2 separate regions of the Homo sapiens genome follow, and region 2 is linked to region 1. A link is a loop called in an ENCODE intact Hi-C map of the cell type or tissue named here. Cell type or tissue: GM12878. All regions are shown on one strand. Each heading gives the region's core, and the rest is flanking DNA. Links, peaks and the distances in the headings are about the cores only.

The links. Peaks named below come from ENCODE experiments on the same cell type or tissue, not always from the same donor. Only the 100,000 strongest peaks of a DNase experiment are listed, where the experiment ranks them.
Region 2: a loop joins it to region 1, with 2.8 times the contacts of the local background. A loop is called at or near these places in 7 of 110 quality-filtered maps.

What each region holds. Positions count from the first base shown.
Region 1 is chr5:81,282,138-81,292,481 of GRCh38, reverse strand. The region is part of intron 1 of CKMT2-AS1 (CKMT2 antisense RNA 1); the gene reads left to right. Among named protein-coding and RNA genes, the nearest start is that of CKMT2-AS1, 14 kb to the left of the region's middle. RefSeq lists a silencer at 465-665. In GM12878, for the core only: no CTCF peak of the experiment used is centred there; no DNase peak of the experiment used is centred there; H3K27ac peaks cover 474 bases.
Region 2 is chr5:81,206,884-81,217,227 of GRCh38, reverse strand. RASGRF2 (Ras protein specific guanine nucleotide releasing factor 2) reads right to left here. Exons shown (of 27, transcript NM_006909.3): 20 at 10,323-10,344; 21 at 9,879-9,982; 22 at 8,790-8,874; 23 at 4,665-4,862; 24 at 1,273-1,352. LOC124901017 (a long non-coding RNA gene) reads left to right here and starts at 6,290. Exons shown (of 2, transcript XR_007058842.1): 1 at 6,290-7,169; 2 at 7,818-10,344. RefSeq lists an enhancer at 4,631-4,690. In GM12878, for the core only: a CTCF peak has its summit at 4,704 (motif pointing right); DNase peaks (open chromatin) are centred at 4,717 and 7,235.

The DNA of each region.
Region 1 (10,344 bases), core at 1,088-9,087:
TTCCTTTTGAGAGAGGAGCAGTTAGGGGCTGGCTAGGCAGTTAGGGAAGGTCTTTGGAGAAGAACAACACTTATGGGACCACAACTGCACTGCCCGTGTTATGTAGCAAGCAGGTGGAAGTGTGGTGAAGAGCTTCCTCTTATACCAGGATGTTTGCCCAAGAAGGGAGTGTCCCAACTTAGGCACAGGTGCAGTAAATAAACGTAACATCCTTAACTTGACCCAGCTCATTATATATAAGTCATTAACATGACATCTGCATGGTAGTTTCACCCCCCTGCCATGTGGGCTTTTCTGTGATGTTTATGGGTAATAACTAAGATGGAGTAGCTTTGGAGAAGAACACACCTGTGCAGAAAGAAGTGGGACCAGGAAGCAACCAGGACATAGAGGGTTGTGCAAGATGCAAATGAGAAAAACGCCCCTGGAAAGAGGGGACAGAAACCTCTGGGGACAAGCCCATAGGCATCAACCCACTTTCAGGTCACCTGTTGCTGCTGAGAGCTTTTCCTGTCACTTAATAAAAATCTATGCCTTACTTACCCTCTGGTGTCCGTGAACCTCATTCCTCTTGGTCATGGGACAAGAACTTGGAACTCACTGAACTATGGGAGTGAAGGAGCCACAACACCTTGATGCATAGTTTCTTGAGGATTTTTATCATGAAGGGATATTAGATTTTATCAAAAGCTTTTTTGTGTGTCTTTCGAGATGATTATATTGTTTTTGTTTTACTTCTGTTTATGTGCTGAATCACATTTATTGATTTGCACATGTTGAGCTAACTGTGCTTTCTGGGAATGAAGCCTACTTGATCGTAGTAAATTAACTTTTTGATGTGCTGTTGTATTCAGTTTGCTAGTATTTTTGTTCAGGATCTTTGCATCTGTGTTCATCAGGGATATTGACATATAGTTTTCTTTTTCTTTTGTTGTGTCTTTGCCAGGTTTTGGTGTCAGGGTGATGCTGGCTTCATAGAATAATTTAGGAAGGAGTTCTTCCCTGATTTTTTTTTTAATAGTTTCAGTAGAATTGGTACCAGCTCTTCTTTGTATGTCTGTTAGAATTCTGCTGTGGATCCATCTGGTCTGGGGCTTTTATTGGCTTATAGATTTTTTTTATCACTGGTTTCAATTTCAGAACTTGATACCGGTCTATTCAGGATTTCAGTTTCTCCCTGATCCAATCTTAGGAGATTGTGTGTTTCCAGGAATGTGTCCATTTCCTCTTGATTTTCTAGTTTGTGTGCATAGAGGTGTTCATAATAGTCTCTCAGTATCTTTTGTATTTCTGTGGGATTGGTGGTAATATCACCTTTGTCATTTATTTAGAGACAGGGTCTTACCCTTTTGCCCAGGCTGGAATGCAGTGCCATGATCATTGGCTCACTGAGGTCTTGACCTCCCTAGGCTCAGGTAATCCTCCCACTTCAGCCTCCCAAGTAGCTGGGACTACAGGTGCATGCCACCATGCCCAGCTAACTTTTGTAGAGACAGGGTTTCATCATGTTACCCAGGTGGTCTTGAACTCCTGGGCTCAAGTGATCCACCCACCTTGTCCTCCTAAAGTGCTAGGATTACAGGCATGAGCCACCATGCCTGGCCACCTTTGTCATATCTAACTGTGCTTATTTGGATCATCTCTCTTTTTTCTTTGTTAATCTAGGTAGTGGTCTGTGATCTTTTTTATCCTTCAGAAAACCAATTTTTGGTTTTGTTGATTCTTTGTATGGACTTTTGGGTCTGAATTTTGTTTGGTTCTGCTCTGAAATAACTAAAATTTCTTTTCTTCTGCTAGCTTTGGGGTTCTTATTTTTCTAGTTCCTCTGTCTGATGTTAGGTCATTAATTTGAGATTTTTCTAACATTTCAAGTACAGTTTTTGCTGTATCTTAGATATTTTGGTATGTTGTCTATTTTCATTTCTTTCAAAGAATTTTTTGATTTCTGCCTTAATTTTCTTGTTTACCCAAAAGTCCTCTGGGACTAAGTTGTTTAATTTCCATGTAATTGTGTGGTTTTGAGCGATCTTCTTGGCATTTATTTCTGTTTTTATCCCACTATACTTTGAGAGTATGGTTGGTATGATTTTGATTTTTTTTTTAGTTTATTAAGACTTGGTTTATGCCCAGGATGTGGTTGATCTTGGAGTATGTTCCCATGTGCATATAAGAATGTGTCTTGTGGCAAACTAAAGCAGGAACACAAAACCAAATACTGCATATTCTCACTTATAAGTGAGAGTTGAACAATGAGAACACATGGACACAGGGAGGGGAACAGCACACACTGGGGCCTGTAGGCAGGGTCAGGGGCTAGGGGAGGGAGAGCATCAGGAAAAATAGCTAATGCATGCTGAGCTTAATACTTAGGTGATGGGTTGACAGGTGCAGCAAACCACCATGGCACACATTTACCTAGGTAACAAACCTGCACATCCTGCATATGTACCCCAGAACATAAAATAAGAATGTATATTCTGTGGTTGATAGGTGGAAGTATTTTATAGATGTCTATTAGATCCAGTTGGTCAAATGTCAAATGTCAGTTTAGAGTTTCTTTGTTAGTTTTCTACCTTGATGATCTTTCTAATGTTGTCAGTGTGGTGTTGGAGTCTTCCACTATTACTGGGTGGCTGTCTTAAGTCTTTTTGTAGATGTAGAAGTACTTGTTTTATGAATCTTGTTGCCCCAGTGTTGTGTGCATATATATATTTAGGATAGTTACATCTTCTTGTTGAATTGAACCCTTTATCATTATATAATGCCCTTCTTTGTCCTTTTTTTTTTTTTTGCTGTTATTGGTTTAGTCTGTTTTAGCTGATATAAAAATAGCGACCCCTGCTCTTTTGTTTTCCATTGCATGATAGATCTTTTTCCAACCTTTTACTGAGTCTGTGGGTGTCCTTATGTGTGAGATTGGTCTCTTGAAGACAGCAGATGGATAGGTCTTGCTTTTCTAATCCAACTTGCCACTCTGCGCCTTTTAAGTGGGGGCATTTAGATCATTTACATTCAAGATTAATATTGATATGTGAGGTTTTGTGGATCCAGAATTTTAAATGTCTGTTTCCTTCCCTGTGCTGAGAGATATGGCCATGTTATCTTCCTGAGATTGTCTAATATTTCTATTACTTGCTGGGCTAATAATAAAGTACACATTGATACCTGACAAATATTCATCTTTCCTTGCCAACTTTATATATTGCAGAATGTTATAGTAGCCCTATTTGAAGATGGTTGGACTTTCCATCCCTGTCATGGAATGGGGAATATATTCCTAGAAAAGAGTTTTTTTTTTTTTAATTGGGGCCTTATTGGCTTAGAAAAGCACTAACAACTTAAAAGAGGGAAAAAACAACATCTCAGCAGTATAATGAGAAAATTTGGGATCAGAGAAAGATGTTTTGTTTCTATTTTAAGAAATAACAGGATGGCAAAAGACAGATACAGATAAGTTGATCTCTTTTTTTTTTTTTTTTTTTTTTTTGAGACAGAGTCTCCCTCAGTCGCCCAGGCTGGAAAGCAGTGGCTCGATCTCTGCTCACTGCAAGCTCCGCCTCCTGGGTTCACGCCATTCCCCTGCCTCAGCCTCCGGAGTAGCTGGGACTACGGGCGCCCGCCACCACGCCCAGCTAATTTTTTTTGTATTTTTTTTGTAGAGACGGGGTTTCACCATGTTAGCCAGGATGGTCGCAATCTCCTGACCTCGTGATCCGCCCTCCTCGGCCTCCAATAGGCCATTTAAGTGAATATCGAAGCGATGTGCCAGAGAGTGTGTTACTTAAAAAACATCTTAAGGCTGGGCGCGGTGGCTCACGCTTGTAATCCCAGCAGTTTGGGAGGCTGAGGTGGGCGGATCACTTGAGGTTAGGAGTTTGAGACCAGCCTGGCCAACATGGTGAAACCCCGTCTCTACCAAAAATACAAAAATTAGCCAGGCGTGGTGGCAGGCCCTTGTAATCCCAGCTACTCGGGAGGCTGAGGCAAGAGAACTGCTTGAACATGGGAGGCAGAGGTTGCAGTGAGCTGAGATCGTGCCACTGCACTCCAGCCTGGGCGACAGAGCGAGACTCCATCTTAAAAAAAAAAAAAACTTGAATAATTAAATTTTTTGCCTGTCTACCACAAAGAGATGTGACTGCACTGTTAACCACATTGTTGCCAAATGAGTAAAATGTGTAAAAGATTTTAATACCAGTCCTCTTTTATTCATTAAAGTCTTCTTATGGCTCGTTAATTTTAATGGTATAATCTAGTTCTGATTGAAGTGCACCTGAATGCAGTTAGTGCCTCATCAGTCCTGATGAGTTCCAAGTAATTCAGGCCCTGTCTGCAGTGTTCACAAATTGTGTCTATATTTACATCTGTTTCATGCATGTTTGCACGTGTCTTCAGCAGTACAGTTTTTACAAGAGCCCAGTGTCTTCCTTTTTGGCCTCATCTACATTATTTAAAAGAGTTTTCTATTTTCATAATTGCTTTTATGCCAAAAATAAGTTTTATGCAAACAAAGATTTTGTGATGATGCCAAAATTTGGCATTCAGGTTGAAAATAGATACAGCTTATGAGTCAAATACACTTTTGGAGAATAGGGAATCTGATGTATATAGTAAAAAGTAAATGATAATATCAGTTCATTGGATTTCCACTATAACTCGTAAGTTTCATGAAGCTATTAAAAAACTCTTCTTAAATCCTGCTTTTACAGTTTCATAATTACATACCTCAAACTAGGTTTACTCATTTTCAGATATAGATTATGTTTGCAGAATGAATACATGATTAATTATGGTATACCTCTTTAATCCTTCATTTCTGGTGTGGGTGTTTTCACAGCACTCAGATAAGTGATTGGTTGAACATGGTCAAACAGTCTAACCCCTAGGGTGAATAGAGCTTTCTCTGATGGTGCTGAAGGTTTATTCATCAGTTACGATCTCGCTCTTTTTTTTTTTTTTTTAACATGAAGTTTCACTCTTGTTGTCCAGGCTGGAGTGCAGTGGTGCGATCTCGGCTCACTGCAACCTCTGCCTCCTGGGTTCAAGTGATTCTCATGCCTCAGCCTCCCGAGTAGCTGGGATTACAAGCATCTGCCACCACACCCGGATAATTTCTTGTATTTTTAGTAGAGATGAGGTTTCACCATGTTGGCCATGCTCATCTCAAACTCCTGACCTCAGGTTGATCCACCTGCCTCGGCCTCCCAAAGTGCTAGGATTACAGGCATGAGCCACCGCTCCTGGCCCAGTAATGATCTCTTAATTCCCCTTTTTTAGGTTCCATGATAACCATTTGCCTTCTCTGTTAAAAAAAAAAAAGTGTTTTTTATAGAAAGGGTAAAATGAAGTTGGTTCAGCATCCTTTTCTGAATCTTCCAATTCCAATCTTGCCTCCTGGATGGTTCTTTGGTTTCATTTTACAGATGGCTAATCTCCACTATGTGCAGATTTTTCTAGTTTAATTTTTAGATGGAAATCTTATTAACTGACCTTAACTTTTTTTTTGAGGGTTTTGAGGCCCCCTCATGTATTCTGTCTCCCAATAAAATTTTAAGCTCCTGGATAGTTCCCTGCATAGATAAGAAATGAATGACTATCAAATACATTAGATATTCTATCATAACAAAGCTTTTCCCCATTAAAATTGAGTAACAGCTATATATCCTTGATTTGCACTTAAAAATTATGCTTGATTCAATTTTAAATTTCAAAAAGTTGGTATGAAATAGTTTTTGACAATCAAAAGGAATAAAGAAATGTTTTTTCTCTTGGAACTACAGGTGAGAAGAGGAGTTGCTGTTGTGAAAGGGGGAGTCAATTTTGGGAGCAGAAAGGTAGAGCGGGCCAGGTGTGGTGGCTTATGCCTATAAACCTAGCATTTTGGGAGGCTGAGGCGGGAGGATCACTTAAGGTCAGAGTTTAAGACCAGCCTAGGCAATGTAGTGAGACTTCATCTCTATCAAAAAAAAAAAAAAAGTTAAAAATTAGCCAAGCATGGTGGCACATACCTGAAGTCCCAGCCACTCGGGTGGCTGAGGTGGGAGGATTGCTGGAGCCCAGGAGATTGAGCTATGATTGTGCCACTACATTCCAGCCTGGGCAACAGAGTGAGACCTTGTCTCAAAAACAAAACAAAACAAAAAACCAAAAAAAAAAAAAAAAAAAAAAAGGCTGCTTTTACATAGAGCAGGGAGCAGTGGGGAATAAGACACTTGGCTGCCTCCTGGTGCTTACTGTTAATTTGTCCTGTTGTAACTCGACAGAGATGTGATACAACCCTGGCCTGACAGCATGTAATTGCAGGCTCAGGGCTGAATGTTTGGTTTACACAATGAAGTAAGCCACCAAAGTCTATCAAGGTGATAGATGAAAGTGAGGGAAATTTAGAATAGATAATGGAGGAGGTTGAAGATGAGTAGCAGCAATGGGGCTTTAGTTCATACCACTAACCTCCCTCTTCTAAGATGTTCCTTAGGATGTGAGACCCATGGAAGTCATGGAAGAGCTTTTCCCTGAAGTAAATTTGTATGATGCACAGTGGACTGTGGTGGCCATGAAAATATATAACTGAAATTCCCTCTTGCAGGGACCATAATTGACAAATAACCTCAGTTACTGCCCCTCTGGATGAACCATTGTGTTGATGCTGAGGCCAGGCTTCCTGTAGTCTACGTTCAGCTCATAACTGAGTAAAGTCCGTTCTTGCCTTAGGAGATGCAAAACTCTTACAGCAGGTGTGAAGACGGCTGAATCCATTGGCCTAGTTGAACCTTTCTTGGTCTAGGACTTTTCCTACCCCTTCTTGCCGCCTTCCCTCTCAGTCTAGCATACTGATTTGAAAGTATCTACCTCTTCTTATCCTTTCCCACAAAAATCACTTTCGTGTTAAATCCTGTCTTGGTACCTGCTTCTTGGCAGCTCCAAACACAGCTGATATTCTTGTTTAAGTCTCCTGGATTTTTCTTGATACTTTGTCTACTTGTTCTATGGAATTCTAAAAGAGAAATATTGCATATTTGTCTATTTCCTCTTACAGTTCTGTTAGTTTTGGCATCATATATTTTGAAACTTGTTATTAGATGAGCACATATTTAGAATGTTTAAGTCTTAATGAATTTGACATGTGCATAATTATGAAATGCCCCCCTTTATGCTTTTTTTCTGGAGTATACTTTAGTAATAAAATAGAACACTCTTTCTTTTGATTGGTATTTTCATGGTATGTCTTTTTTCATCCTTTTACTTTTTGTGTCTTTATATTTAAAGTGAGTTTCCTGTAGACAGGATATCATTGGTTTTTAACATTTTTTCCGCACCCTAATGGTCTCTGCCTTTTAAGTGGAGTGTTTGGACCAGGGATTGACACAATTTTTTTTTTTTTTTCTGTAAAGAGCCACATACTACATATTTTGAGTTTTGTGGACGATATGGTCTTTGTTGCAATTACTCAGATCTGCCATTGTAGTACAAAAGCAGCCACAGACAATATGTATATGAATGTGTGGCTATGATGAGTCAGATTTTGCCCATAGCTGTAGTTTGTCCTTTTTTTTTTTTTTTTTTTTTTTTTTGAGACGGAGTCTCGCCCTGTTGCCCAGGCTGGAGTGCAGTGGCACAATCTTGGCTCACTGCAATCTCTGCCTCCCAGGTTCAAGGAATTCTCATGCCTCAGCCTCCTGAGTAGCTGAAATTAGAGGCGTGCACCACCATGCCCAGCTAATTTTTGTATTTTTGGTACAGATGGGGTTTGACCATGTTGACCAGGCTGGTCTCAAACTCCAGACCTCAAGCAATCTGCCCACCTCGGTCTCCCAAAGTGCTGGGATTACAAGCATCTGCCATTGTGCCCAGCCAACTATATTTGATGTAATTGTGGATATAGTTGGCTTTCCACAGATATTGTAATTTATTGCACTTATCCCAATGAAAAGAATTGTATTCTTCCTTCATTTGGAATTAATTTATTGATGACTTTAAAGTGTTTTGTCAGAAGATTAATTTTTCCCTCCCCTTTCCTATTAAAATAGAATCAGTTTTCTTTAAAAGTCTTGGAAGGAGAAAAAGGTCTACTTCTATGGTGCAGTATGCTCCCAATAGGCTCATTCTCCTACAGATAAGAACTATAAACTCTGATTAAATTTTTAAAATTATACAAGAACTCTGGAGATTGGAAAAAAGCAGGTAGCTTTTGGAGAGTATTCAAATCTTAGAGGTTGAGATTGCACAAAGTACATTTCATATTTTGCAACATTAGCCTGCATGTGCCATAGATACTGTACAGCACGGAGTGGCTAAGATTCCAGTAGAGAACCAAGCTCTTTTCTGGCCTAGTAAACCAGGAAATGGAGCCTGGAATAAGCATAGCCACCAGAAGGGGGTATTCTAGAGGAGAGACCCAGAGAAGTGGAGGTCCAGGTTCTCTGGATGAACTCTGCTCAAATCTTTACTTGACCCCTGAACTACACATGAATGAAGCAGCTTCAAAACAACCACTGAGGCTTAAGTAACTTAACTGTATATTGAACTTGCAGTCATTGCAGGTGAGACCACAGTTTGAGTCTAATCAAGGTAATTGCCTGCTAAAACAAATACCTCAGTCATTTTTAAAGCAATACGGTAGAACTCAGGTTATACTAAATATAACTTTCTCAATGTCCAGGATACAATCCAAAATTACTTGACAGAGAATGAACTAGGAAAATATGACAAGAAAAAGACAGCCAACAGGTTTACCCAGAGATGAACAAGGTGACCAAAAGATATAACACAAGGACTTTATACCAGCTATTCTAACTGTGCTCAATGAATAAAGGCAAAGATGTTTACAATGAATGAAAAGATGGAATATCTCAGCAGAGAAATAGAATATGTAAAAAAAAAAAAATTTGAGAAGTAAAAGTTACAATATCTGTGATGATAAAAGATCACTGGTTGAGCTCAGTAGCAGAATAGAGAGAACAGAGGTAGAATAGAGAGGTAAGAATTTAGAAACTTAAAGATAGAACAATAGAAATTATTCATTCTGAAGAAAAGGAAATGATTGAATAAACAGAAAAGGGGGGAAATTATTTTTAAAATGGACACTCAGAGTACTGTGGAACAATAGCAGTAGGTCCAGTATATGTCTAATTATGAGTCCTAAAAGAGAGAATGAGGCCGAAAAAAGCATTTGAAGAAATGATAGCCAAAAACTTTCCAAACTTTGTAAAAGATATAAATCAACATAAGAAGCCCAGTGAAACTCAAGTATAAATATGTAGAAAATCACCTAGGCACATTAACTGCTGAAAATCTTATAAGCCGTCAGAAAAATGACACATTACATATAGAAAAACAACTATTTGCATAACCATAAACTTTTCATCAAAAAACATGGAGAATAAAATGGAACAAAGTATTTAGAGTTGAATGAAGAATAAAAAGAATGAAGGAGGGAATTTAATGATTATTGAGCCAGGTAATTAAGTCTATGTTTTTGAAATTGAATTTTATCCCCTTAATGTCTTGTGAAATCCATTTAATGTATTACAATCAGAATTTTTTAAAACTGGAAGAGTTTAAGACAGTATAGAATAAAGTATCAGAGTGCATCTCAGATTGTAAGGGTAACTTCTGTTACATGAAATCTTTATTTGGATTTTACATACATTCACTTGGATATTCATATATGTGTGTACTGGTTTTTTTTTTAAATTTTCTTATTATACTTTAAATTTTAGGGTACATGTGCACAACGTTTAGGTTTGTTACATATGTATACATGTGCCATGTTGGTGTGCTGCACCCATTAACTCGTCATTTAGCATTAGGTATATCTCCTAATGCTATCCCTCCCCCCTCCCGCCACCCCACAACAGTCCCCGGTGTGTGATGTTCCCCTTTCTGTGTCCATGTGTTCTCATTGTTCAATTCCCACCTATGAGTGAGAACATGCGGTGTTTGGTTTTTTGTCCTTGCGATAGTTTGCTGAGAATGATGGTTTCCAGTTTCATCCATGTCCCTACAAAGGACATGAACTCATCATTTTTTATGGCTGCATAGTATTCCATGGTGTATATATGCCACATTTTCTTAATCCAGTCTATCATTGATGGACATTTGGGTTGGTTCCAAGTCTTTGCTATTGTGAATAGTGCCGCAATAAACATACGTGTGCATGTGTCTTTATAGCAGCATGATTTATAATCCTTTGGGTATATACCCAGTAATGGGATGGCTGGGTCAAATGGTATTTCTAGTTCTAGATCCCTGAGGAATTGCCACACTGACTTCCACAATGGTTGAACTAGTTTACGGTCCCACCAACAGTGTAAAAGTGTTCCTATTTCTCCACATCCTCTCCAG
Region 2 (10,344 bases), core at 1,361-9,360, 76 kb after region 1:
TCAGAAGCATATTCATAATACGCAGAATTTTAAACACATTTCACAGTAGAATATAATACAAAATGACAGCCCCTGCTTTACTACGTGTTTGAAAAAAAATGGCATATTCAAACAACAGGATATCTTAGAGACAAATACAAAGCATTTGCTAGCAGTAATTGTTTGCAATACTTGTAAACTGCCCACACTTTTTTGAGGGGTAGAAGCTTGGAGGGAAACCTCTATGGTCTTACCTCTTTAAATCAAGTATTCAGCCTTGATGAACTAGATGGAAAAATCCATGCAGTTAGAGCTTTGCACTGGTAAAAACTTGTTTTCTGTTTTAGTTGGTACTTAAATGTTTTAGAAAGTGTAGACTTAACATCACAACTCAGACTAAGGTGAGACACTGTTTTGTTTGGTTTTTAGAGAGAGCTGGGTATACTTGGTCTTCTCAGAGGCCGGAGGCTAAGCACATGGGCTTTTGATGCGGGAGGAGCTGGGTTCAAATCCCAGCTTGACCAATTACTAAGTGATACTGGGAACATTCTCTGAACTGCAGTTTCCTCTTCTGTAAAATGGAGATAGAAAAGCTTATCTCTTGAATTTCTTGTGAGGCTTACATAAGACACATCAAGCACTTAGCATGAAACCTGTCATTTAGTAAATACTTTGGTAATTAGTTCTTATACTATTATTGCTGTTGTTGCTATTATTGCTATTATTATTATTATTAGTCTTAGTCTTGCTTTCACTCATACCATCACAGGACTCATGTTTTTCCAAAGTACATGTGGTAGATCATGAGAATACCAGTTGCAGGAGAATCTCAAACTCTCTCTCTCTCTGCGTGTGTGTGTGTTTGTGTGTGTGTGTGTGCGTGTGTGTGTGTGTGTGTGTAGAAAGGGAATAATCTAGAAACCAAAGATCAAAAATAATAATCAACAGGTGCTGGAATATTTAAATAAAACTCACAGGAAATAATTGTGCTTAGATTAGGAAATAACTGAATCAAGAACATTTTTACAGTAAAAGATAGTCCGATTTATTATGGTGGTATTACCTTCTTAATTCTTAATCTGCATGCCATGAGTATATCCATAAGACAATTACTGTATGCACAGTATTCCAAATAATAAGGACAATCAGAAAAATACCTAGATGATACAAGTTGTTTCCCATTTATTTTTCTTTTCAAAGCAAAGTAGGTGGTAGGTCACTGTTTGTATACTATATACATTATGTAAATATATTTCTGAATTATGAATAATTTAATAATTAAGATAGACATACTTTTTAAGGGTTTCTCTAAGATTTTTAAATCTTCCTTCAGAGGAAACAGTCTTTTGAAGTTTGTCCATTAGAGCTTTTGTCTAAAAAGAAAAGAAAAAACTTAGTGTGATGAAAATACTATGGTTTAAAAAGACAGTGAATTGCCAAAAGATGTTCAGTTCTCTTCTTTGGTGACAGGTGCTGACACCTTTGCCAGAATAAAGGTCATTGTGTGATAGGATTCTAAGATGTAGAGACAGGGCATTATGTTTACATTTAATGTTAACAACATATGGAGAAGAGGAAGTGCCTGTATCTACACATTTAGCCAAAAAGAGAGCAAAAATGTGTGGAAAGAAACACTGCAACGGATAGAAAACTTAGGCACTTAAAGAACTGACAAGTAGGCCGGGTGCAGTGGGTCACACCTGGAATCCTAGCACTTTGGGAGGCTGAGGCGGGTTGATCACCTGAGGCCAGGAGTTTGAGACCATCCTGGCTAACATGGTGAAACCCCATCTCTATTGAAAGTACAAAAATTAGTCGGGTATGGTGGCATATGCCTGTAATCCCAGCTACTCGGGAGGCTGAGGCAGGAGAATCACTTGAACCCGGGAGGCGGAGGTTGCAGTGAGCCGAGATTGCGCCACTGTATGCCAGCCTGGGCAACAGAGCGAGACTCCATCTCAAAAAAAAAAAAAAAAAAAAAGATTCTATATTCAGCATGTGCTTGTCAATTATTTTTGACAAGTGGAATTTACAGGCGCATGCCACCACATGCGGCTAACTTTTGTACTTTTAGTAGAGACAGAGTTTCACGATGTTGGCCAGGCTGGTCTCAAACTCCTGACCTCGAGTGATCTGCCCGCCTCGGCCTCCCAAAATGTGGGGATTACAGCATGAGTCACTGCACCAGGCCGAATATAGAATCTTAAAGGAGAGGTCTCATGTCAGACAGCTTTTGCGATGAACCCTTTAGAGTGTTAATCTCCAAATGACTAAAGCACATGTTTGGTTACCTTGGTATTGACTAAGCAATGTCCTCTACTACAGATCTTTTCTTTTGTGATCTTCTTCATCCATTTGTTAGAGAAGTATAACTGATAATTACTGAGAAATAACATTGTTGTTGACATTGGTCTGGGGTTTCTTCCATGAACATAGGAGAGTGGTAGGGTGGCCCTTGGGGAGGATAACCCATTCCTGGGAATACCCACATCCAGGCAGCGTGGCTGGGCATGGAGGATCCAGGTCCTGCCTGGAGAAGAACTTGGAATGCCCAGGTTGAGGGTCCTCAAACTACTTTGTCTCACCTGGAGAGGAGCTGCACAGCTTCCTGAGAGGCAAAGGGCTGTCTTCCCAGTTCTGGTGTCTGAGGGCTCTTAGAGATGGCATGCTTGGTCCAGGGCTAACCTTGCTCAAAAAAGTTTCAAAAGTACAACCTGTCCTACAGCAACAGACCAGTCTGTGGGTTCCAGAGTGCAGATTATCAGGCCTGCTGAACAACTCCCCGGCTGATCTCAGATGCAGAGAAGGGACAGCTGTACAGCGGATGTTGTCATCAAAGGTGTCTGAAGCAGGGTATATCTGCAACCAGGCCCTACCTACCATGACTGGAGTAAGGCGCTTGGCTCTAGAGACAGCCTCTCTGGGGGACAGTCCACTAGCCCATGCTAAGGCCACTGTGAGTGACCTATAATGTGACTGAAATGCTAATATTTTATTTAGAGCCTCTACAGATGGTATATTCAAATTTTGAAACAATCATTTCAATATTAGTCTCATCATCTCTATTTCATGATCAGTTCGGTTATTCCTAAACCAGCATCCTATCAAAGACAAGAATATCACTTAACTACGGAGTGGGCCTGGAAACTTTAAGATTTAGGGATCCCTTGGTGATAGCTGGTGATCCCTAGAAAGCTGGTGAAATCTGGATAAGACTGGTGGATTGCACCAATGTTCATTTCCTAGTTGTGATACTGTCTGTAGTAGTGCAAGATGCTGCTGTTGGGGGAAACTGGGTGTAAGGTGCAGGGAATCCCCGCGTTATTTCTTACAACTGCATGTGAAGCTATAATCATCTCAAAACAAAAGTTTGTTTTTTTGTTTTTTTGTTTTTAACCAGTATTTTTAAAAACTGTGGCTTTTATTTACCAGGTCCATTGTTGACAGAAAAGAGGACTTTTGAGTTCTAAGGGGCCAAATTTGGGATTCTCAGAGCACTGCATTTTTACTCTGAGAAAGGTAAGATAAAAGATAGGACTTAGGCTTGGTTTCCTGCCACATGGAGAAATTAAATTGTTCTCCTATGCTAAAGGGAAAAGCTTGGAGGGCAAAATGAAGATGGAAAAGAAATAATGAGTGTCTCTGAGAGGGGCTTAAATCCTCAGAGTAGGGTGATAAAATGAGACAGTTTTTAGGCCATGTCAGCAGAACATACCTAGATCTTCCGGTCTGGGACCCTGGAGGTGGCACTCTGTAGATTCCCCTCACCAACTCTGGGTGTTCACAGCAAGGCAGGGGAGGGTTAGGCAGAGAGGGCCTGATGTAGACCCTTCTATTCTCTGGCACCAATGGGACGTGAGAGCCTGGAAACTTCCCCTGAGGCCCTTTGAGGCCCTTTCCCCCTCGCCCCTGAGACGAGGTCAGCCAGGCTCCCTGGGTGCAATCACCATGCATTGTTCCCAGGCAGGGCAAGCAGGCCAGGTGACACCAGGTACAGGCAATTCACAGCAGCCTGTACCCAATGAATCATCAGCAAAGAATGACCACAGGAGGCCAGAGGAGCAGACAGGTGCCCAAAAGCCCAGAGATGCCCTCCAAGGCACCCAACACCCAGGGAGAAGGCCAGGAGAAAGGGCAGGGGAAGAATCATGATTTAGTTTGAATCTTGAAATTATCTGAGTGAAAATGACAGGCATAGGCAAGCTGAGATTAATGAAAGAAAATGAAAATTGTATTTCTGCACATCTAAATTATTATGCCAAAACTTTACATCTACTACAGGAATGAGCAAGAGAAAGGTGAAAAATGAGGCCTTTTGTCCCTGGCTTTTGGCCCCACAGAGTTTGCACCCTCACTCTGGGAGAGAAAGAATGGACCCACTGGACATAAGTGTGCTTGCTCAAAATCAATGTACCCTCCGAAATAATTCAGGAAACAACTCTTGACTGACAACCACATTGTTTGTGGCTGTCCCCCAAAATGCTTTAATGAATGTTTTAGAAATGCACATGAATGAAATCAATTAAGTGGTAAGAGCCCTGTAATTACCCATGTTGGCACCTTTCTTTGGCAACTGAGCGGCTCATTTCAGTTAATGATTTCCTAATTAGTAATATTTAACTTGGCTCCCATCTCCCAGCCTCTCCTCCTCTTAGCAGCAGGCTGTGTCACACGCTGAGGCTCACCTGCTTAGAGACCTTGGCCCAGGTTTTCTTCAGCCTGTAGATGGCACTTCTGTTTAAGGCCGAGGTGATCTCCAGCACGCCGTTGTAGTTGTGCAGGCATCGGCAGATGTCCGCCACTGCCACCCATTTCTCGATGGCGTTGGCACGGGAGCTGACATCAGCATAGTTCATTATCTGGGAGGCCACCAGGTTACTCATCTGAGACAATCAAAAAGCCCCGAAAGGCAGTCTAAGAGCCCCAAGCAGTGCATTTAGGCAAAATATGTAAATTATCTGCAGACCTGTCAGGAAGGCAGGGTGTTGAGTAGCTTGAAGATCATATTCTACATTTAGATACCAACTTTCTAAAGAGACTAAAGTCTATAAGAATAAACTAATGAGCATCTGTTTGTCCTTTGAGTGAACACAGGGGTTATCTGGATTCCCGCTTGTTGAGGGAAGAGATGATTTTGTTCCTCAGCAATTTTGATGGTGTCATTTCTAATAATTACTGAGGAAATGGGACAGAATAACCTAACGCCTGCGGAAAGGCAATGTCTGTAGATCATGGATGTCACTCCCTGGGGCCTTTCCCTTTACTCCTTGGCCCCCAACAGTGTGTGATTACTCACTCTGAGAAGCCACAGTTATCACAGAGAAAGAAAAAAACACTTGCCCCCAGTTAGATCAAATTCTGAGCTGATTAACTCTCAAACCAGAATCACTTGGCTGCAAGGAAAAGAACATTTTCTTCATCTTATTCTTCACCAGCAGTTAAAAGGACCTATAGTTTTGAGGCTAAGTACCGTAATTTTATTACTTAAAGCCAGTTTAAGAAGCTCAGCTCTTGTAATATGGAGAGGAAAAAAAAAGTGAAATGAGATTACCGTATTAACAAAGGGAATATAGGGCGTGTAATCTTATATCCATACACCAAGTCTGATGGATTCACCCATTCTTTGATGATTCTGAAGACACTTAAGATCTCATAGTGCCTCAACACCATCACTGTGGAAATTCGCTAAAGCACCTACTGCAGTGCTGTTCACTGAGTGCCTGCGCATCCTTAGCGTGAGGAGAGGAATTATTTGGAATCCAGTTTGTCCTGGGAAGAAGTGGTTTTGTTAATCAGTAATTTCGATGAAGAAGTTCTTGCCAATAACTATTGAGGAAATGGGATAGAATAGATTCTTTTAGGTGCTGGGAACAGAAAGACAAATAAATCCATCCCTGACCTTAAGGCAATCTGAGCCTAGGTAGGTGGGAAGGGGAGGGTCGCAGATACATAAACAGGTAAATGCCATGCAGCGAAACACAAAGTTGAGTCTATTCACGGTGGGGTTTGGGAATACACAGGCAGCATGGGGCATCTGGTCTAGTACAGAGGAGGCTTCTAGGAAGAGGTCACGCCTGCACTGAGTCTTTTTTTTTTTTTTTTCTGGAGACAGGATCTTGCTCTATTGCCCCAGGTGGAATACAGTGGCATGATTACAGCTCACCGGAGCCTCGATGTCCAGGGCTCAAGCGATCCTCTCACCTCAGCCTCCCAAGTAGCTGGGACCACAGGTGTGCACTACCATGCCTGGCTAATTTTTTGTATTTATAAAGACAGGGTCTCACTATGTTGCCCAGGCTGGTCTTGAACTCCTGGGCTAAAGCAATCCTCCCAGCTCGGCCTCCCAAAGTGCTGGGATTACAGGTGTGAGCTACAGTCTCCAGCCTTGCATTGAGTCTTAAAGGATCTAAGTATGAGAGCAAGGGGACAGAGGTGGGAGGGATGGTGTAATGGAGGACCTGGCAGCCATCTGAGGGGCACAAGGACTGGGAGAGGCAAGGGTGACAGATGGGCTGTGCTCTTGTATGACAGGTTGGGACCATATCCCTAAGGTAAGGGGAAGCCACTGACAGATTTTTGTCAAAGGGAGGTAGATAATTAGATTGACCTTTCAGAGAAGTCATTCCTGTGCCACTGCATGCAGGATGGTTTAAGGTACATGGCTGTGCTTTGGTCTAGGATAGGCCAAGGTGGACATCCGGGCCAGAGGGACTCAGTGAGTTTAGAGCACAGGTGTATAACTCCACTTGTGATCACAGCCATGTAGCCATAACACGGAAGGCCATCACTTGGCTCTAAGCCACTATTGTCTGTAAAAGGTATAATTGCCCTGTTGACACTGTACAGGAGCTCATGCCCAGAGAAAGAGTTAAGCTGCTGACCCTGAAGGCAAGTGAGAGCTGGCCACACAGCTGTGCGCGGGAGCGACTGGCTCAAGCAGCTGAGACAGAAGAGACAGCGTAAGAGAGCTGCTGATGAAAGAGCTGCTAATGAGACAGCTGCTGATGAGAGCGCCCGCTGAACAAAATCATCTTTCACCTACCTACGGCCCCCTACGTGTTCTTTCAGGCATCCACCCACTCCCCTCAGACCTCAGCATGGGCTGGAACCTGACTCTGAACCTAACAGATGGATTGGAGGGCAGTGAGGTTGCAGGGGAGAGATGAGTCAGGAGCTCCTGGAGAGACAAGGTAAAAGGCCACATCAAGGTGGTGGCAGCGGGGAAGGCAGGGTGGGGAAGAGCCTGAGATATATGTAGATTTAGAGTTTGCAAATATGTTGGGCAGTGGTAAGGGTGAGCTGGTAAGGGAGAAGATGACGTCTAGATCCTGTGCTTGGGTGAGTGAGTGTATGGTGAGGCCACTACCCAAGACTGAGAACAGAGAGGACAATGAAGAAGCAGGCTTGGCGGCTCTGGGGTGCAGATGAAAGGTTCCATCTGTAATTGTCAAGAATGCAATGTAGCAGTCGTCCCAGCAGAGGAGACATGTGGGTCTGGAGCCTGGGATCGAACCTCTCTTTGAGTGTCCATTATATCCCCTGTGTTGGTTCACCACAGGTAACAGAGGTTTGCTTCCCACAGCAGGGAATCTGTTTCTCAGGGCAGGCACTAGATGGGCCATGCCCTTGTCCTTTAGGCAGCAGCGGCACTGAAGCTCATTGTGTGGTAGCATTCACACAGCATCCACGTGCTTTGGGGAAAGCCTGCATGAAACACTGTCTTGGGAATCTAAACTGTCATTTTTGCATTTTGATTCTAGATCACTTATTAATTTACCTATGGGGTTCCTGGTAGTTTGTTGTTGTTGTTTTTAAAATCGTTATTCCTTTTACTATAGTTTAGTGAAACTGGAAGGGGAGGCTTCCCGTTGCCTGGATAGGCCAGAAGACACTCCCACACCTGTTACTTGTTCTACCACAGGACTAAGACTATGAGAACAGCACTAAGGAAGAGCGGGGAGGTATAAAAGCATCTCCCAATCTTACCGCTGGGGAAAAGCAGAGCTGTAAGATGGACTGACAGCTGGCCACTGCTGCACAGAACTATAGCAACAATGTGATTATGCTCCAAGAGGCCCCTTCCAACCCTGGAATGTAATTCAGGCTGAACGTTCAGTAATGATGAGGACTTGCACCAACCCAGCCTTACCGTGACCAACACCACCAGGGGCCAGTGACACATGTACTGCTCACTCTGTTAGTCAATATATGAACAGGAAGTAGTGATAATCATGATAAAAATAGGATCAGCAACCTGTACATTATTGAGCACTGGGTACCATCAAAGGTGAACCTTTTATGTCAGGAAGTTAATTGGACATTATTACATTACTGTGAGCTCTTAGAGATTTAAGCTTGTCGTCAATATCCCATCAATTCTGTTTAAAAGTGGGTGGCAGGCCAGGTGCGGTGGCTCACGCCTGTAATCCCAACACTTTGGGAGGCTGAGGCAGGCAGATTGCCTGAGGTCAGGAGTTCGAGACCAGTCTGGCCGACATGGTGAAACCCCTTTACTAAAAATACAAAAATATTAGCCAGGCATGATGGCATGCACCTGTAATCCCAGCTACTCGGGAGGCTGAGGCAGGGGAATTGCTTGAACCAGGGAGGTGGAGGTTGCAGTGAGCTGAGATCACGCCATTGCACTCCAGCCTGGGCGACAGAGCGAGACTCTGTCTCAAAAAAAAAAAAAAAAAAAAAAAAAAAAAAAAAAAGTGGGTGACAGAGTTGCTTTGTTTTAGAGGAGTCTTTAGACCCCAATATCCATCTTCTTGTGACACGCCCACGGTTTTACTGTTACGGTTACTCACGTCATTGAAGTGTTGGCTGGTTTTCATAATGTAAGGAGTTCTTTCGTTTTTATCCAGCTTCATCCACCCCTGCCCAAGAAACTCCCTGGAAGTTCAAAACAAAACACAAAACCAATTAAGTTTTTAAAAATATGGTGGCTATGATCCTGGACAGTTGTCACGAATATTAGAAAAATTCCATTTGACATGGCCTAGAATGGTTCCTGACACCTGCTGCTGCCAGCCTCACAAGTGAATTTTACCTCGGCTGTTGCAGTTTACCTCTCAATGCCAAAAAGGAAGATTCTTCAGCTTCCAGCTTTCTCTTATAAATGTTTGGAACTGTGTCCCTATTAGGATCCTATAAAGCCTTCTCTGAAGTTGGAAAACAAGAACCAACACAAGGGAAATAAAGAGGTTAAGTACTACCTTAGAAATCAAGACTATTTTCCCAGGATTAGCTTTTAAAAACATTAAGCCTTAGCAGAGGGTCCAAAAATTTCATCACTACCAAAAATGTTAGTCAGAAGCAGAATTTTCTCCCTCCACTCTGCGCTGCCTGCCATTCTCCTGGAGGATGCAGATTTCAAAGGCAGGGATTGCGTTTTGTTCTCCCCAGCGCTCAGGAGGGCGCAGGTGGTCAGGGCTGAAAAGCGCTCCTTTTAGGCTTGTACCGCATGTTGCCCTGACCAGGCAGTTCAGCGGGGCAGAAGCTCCACCTGGTCAGATGGGCTGTCTTCAGGGCAGCATTCCTGATCATTCACTTCATTCCTGAGCAGGTCACCAGACACAGCAAGAAACAAGGGACAAGTGAGATGCAGCATACAGGAATTATTTTGTATAGTCATTAAAAACACTCGAAATTACTCTGATACTCAGGTTGACTAAGTCCCTGGGCAGGGTTCTTTGTCCCTTGCTGTTGTTGGTCCTGCTCCCATCCTGCAGAGTGCTGGACACAGAGGCGTGCCAGTTCCATGGATGGAAACAACTGGTAGATACTCACACAGGAACTGAGGGGACAGACATACACACAACCTGCCTTAGGAATAATGTCAACTTCTAAGACAGCTAGAGCAGCCGAGCCCTGCTGCTGTGGGGGGTGGCACTCACTCGTAGGGAATGCTTCTGAAAATGACATGGTCCAGGAGGGTGATCTGTTCTGCCAGCTCCATGGCCGACAAGGACTCAAAGCATTCGGCCTTCATGCAGTCAGTCTGCAAGAGATGAGGGAGGGAAATGAAACACCCAGGAGAGGGCGCCTGCCATCTCATTGCAGGTCAGTGAGGCAGACAGCTGCATGTGTGGAAGCATGAAGTTCACCACTAAATTCTAACTATGAAAAAAATGGCAGAAAGCTAAAAGTATCAAAGCCAACATGAATATCTTAGACCAACTGCTAGACCCCACACCAAATGTGGTTCATCTCACAGAGCTTCACAGATAGGACAGAGGGCCTAATACTACAACACTCCTTGATCGGTTACAAGCATATTGCTCGCCTTGGAGAGGTAGTTTGCACATAGTTGTGCTAGATAAAAATGTGGTCAGACTTACCATTTGAATTATATCCTCTAAT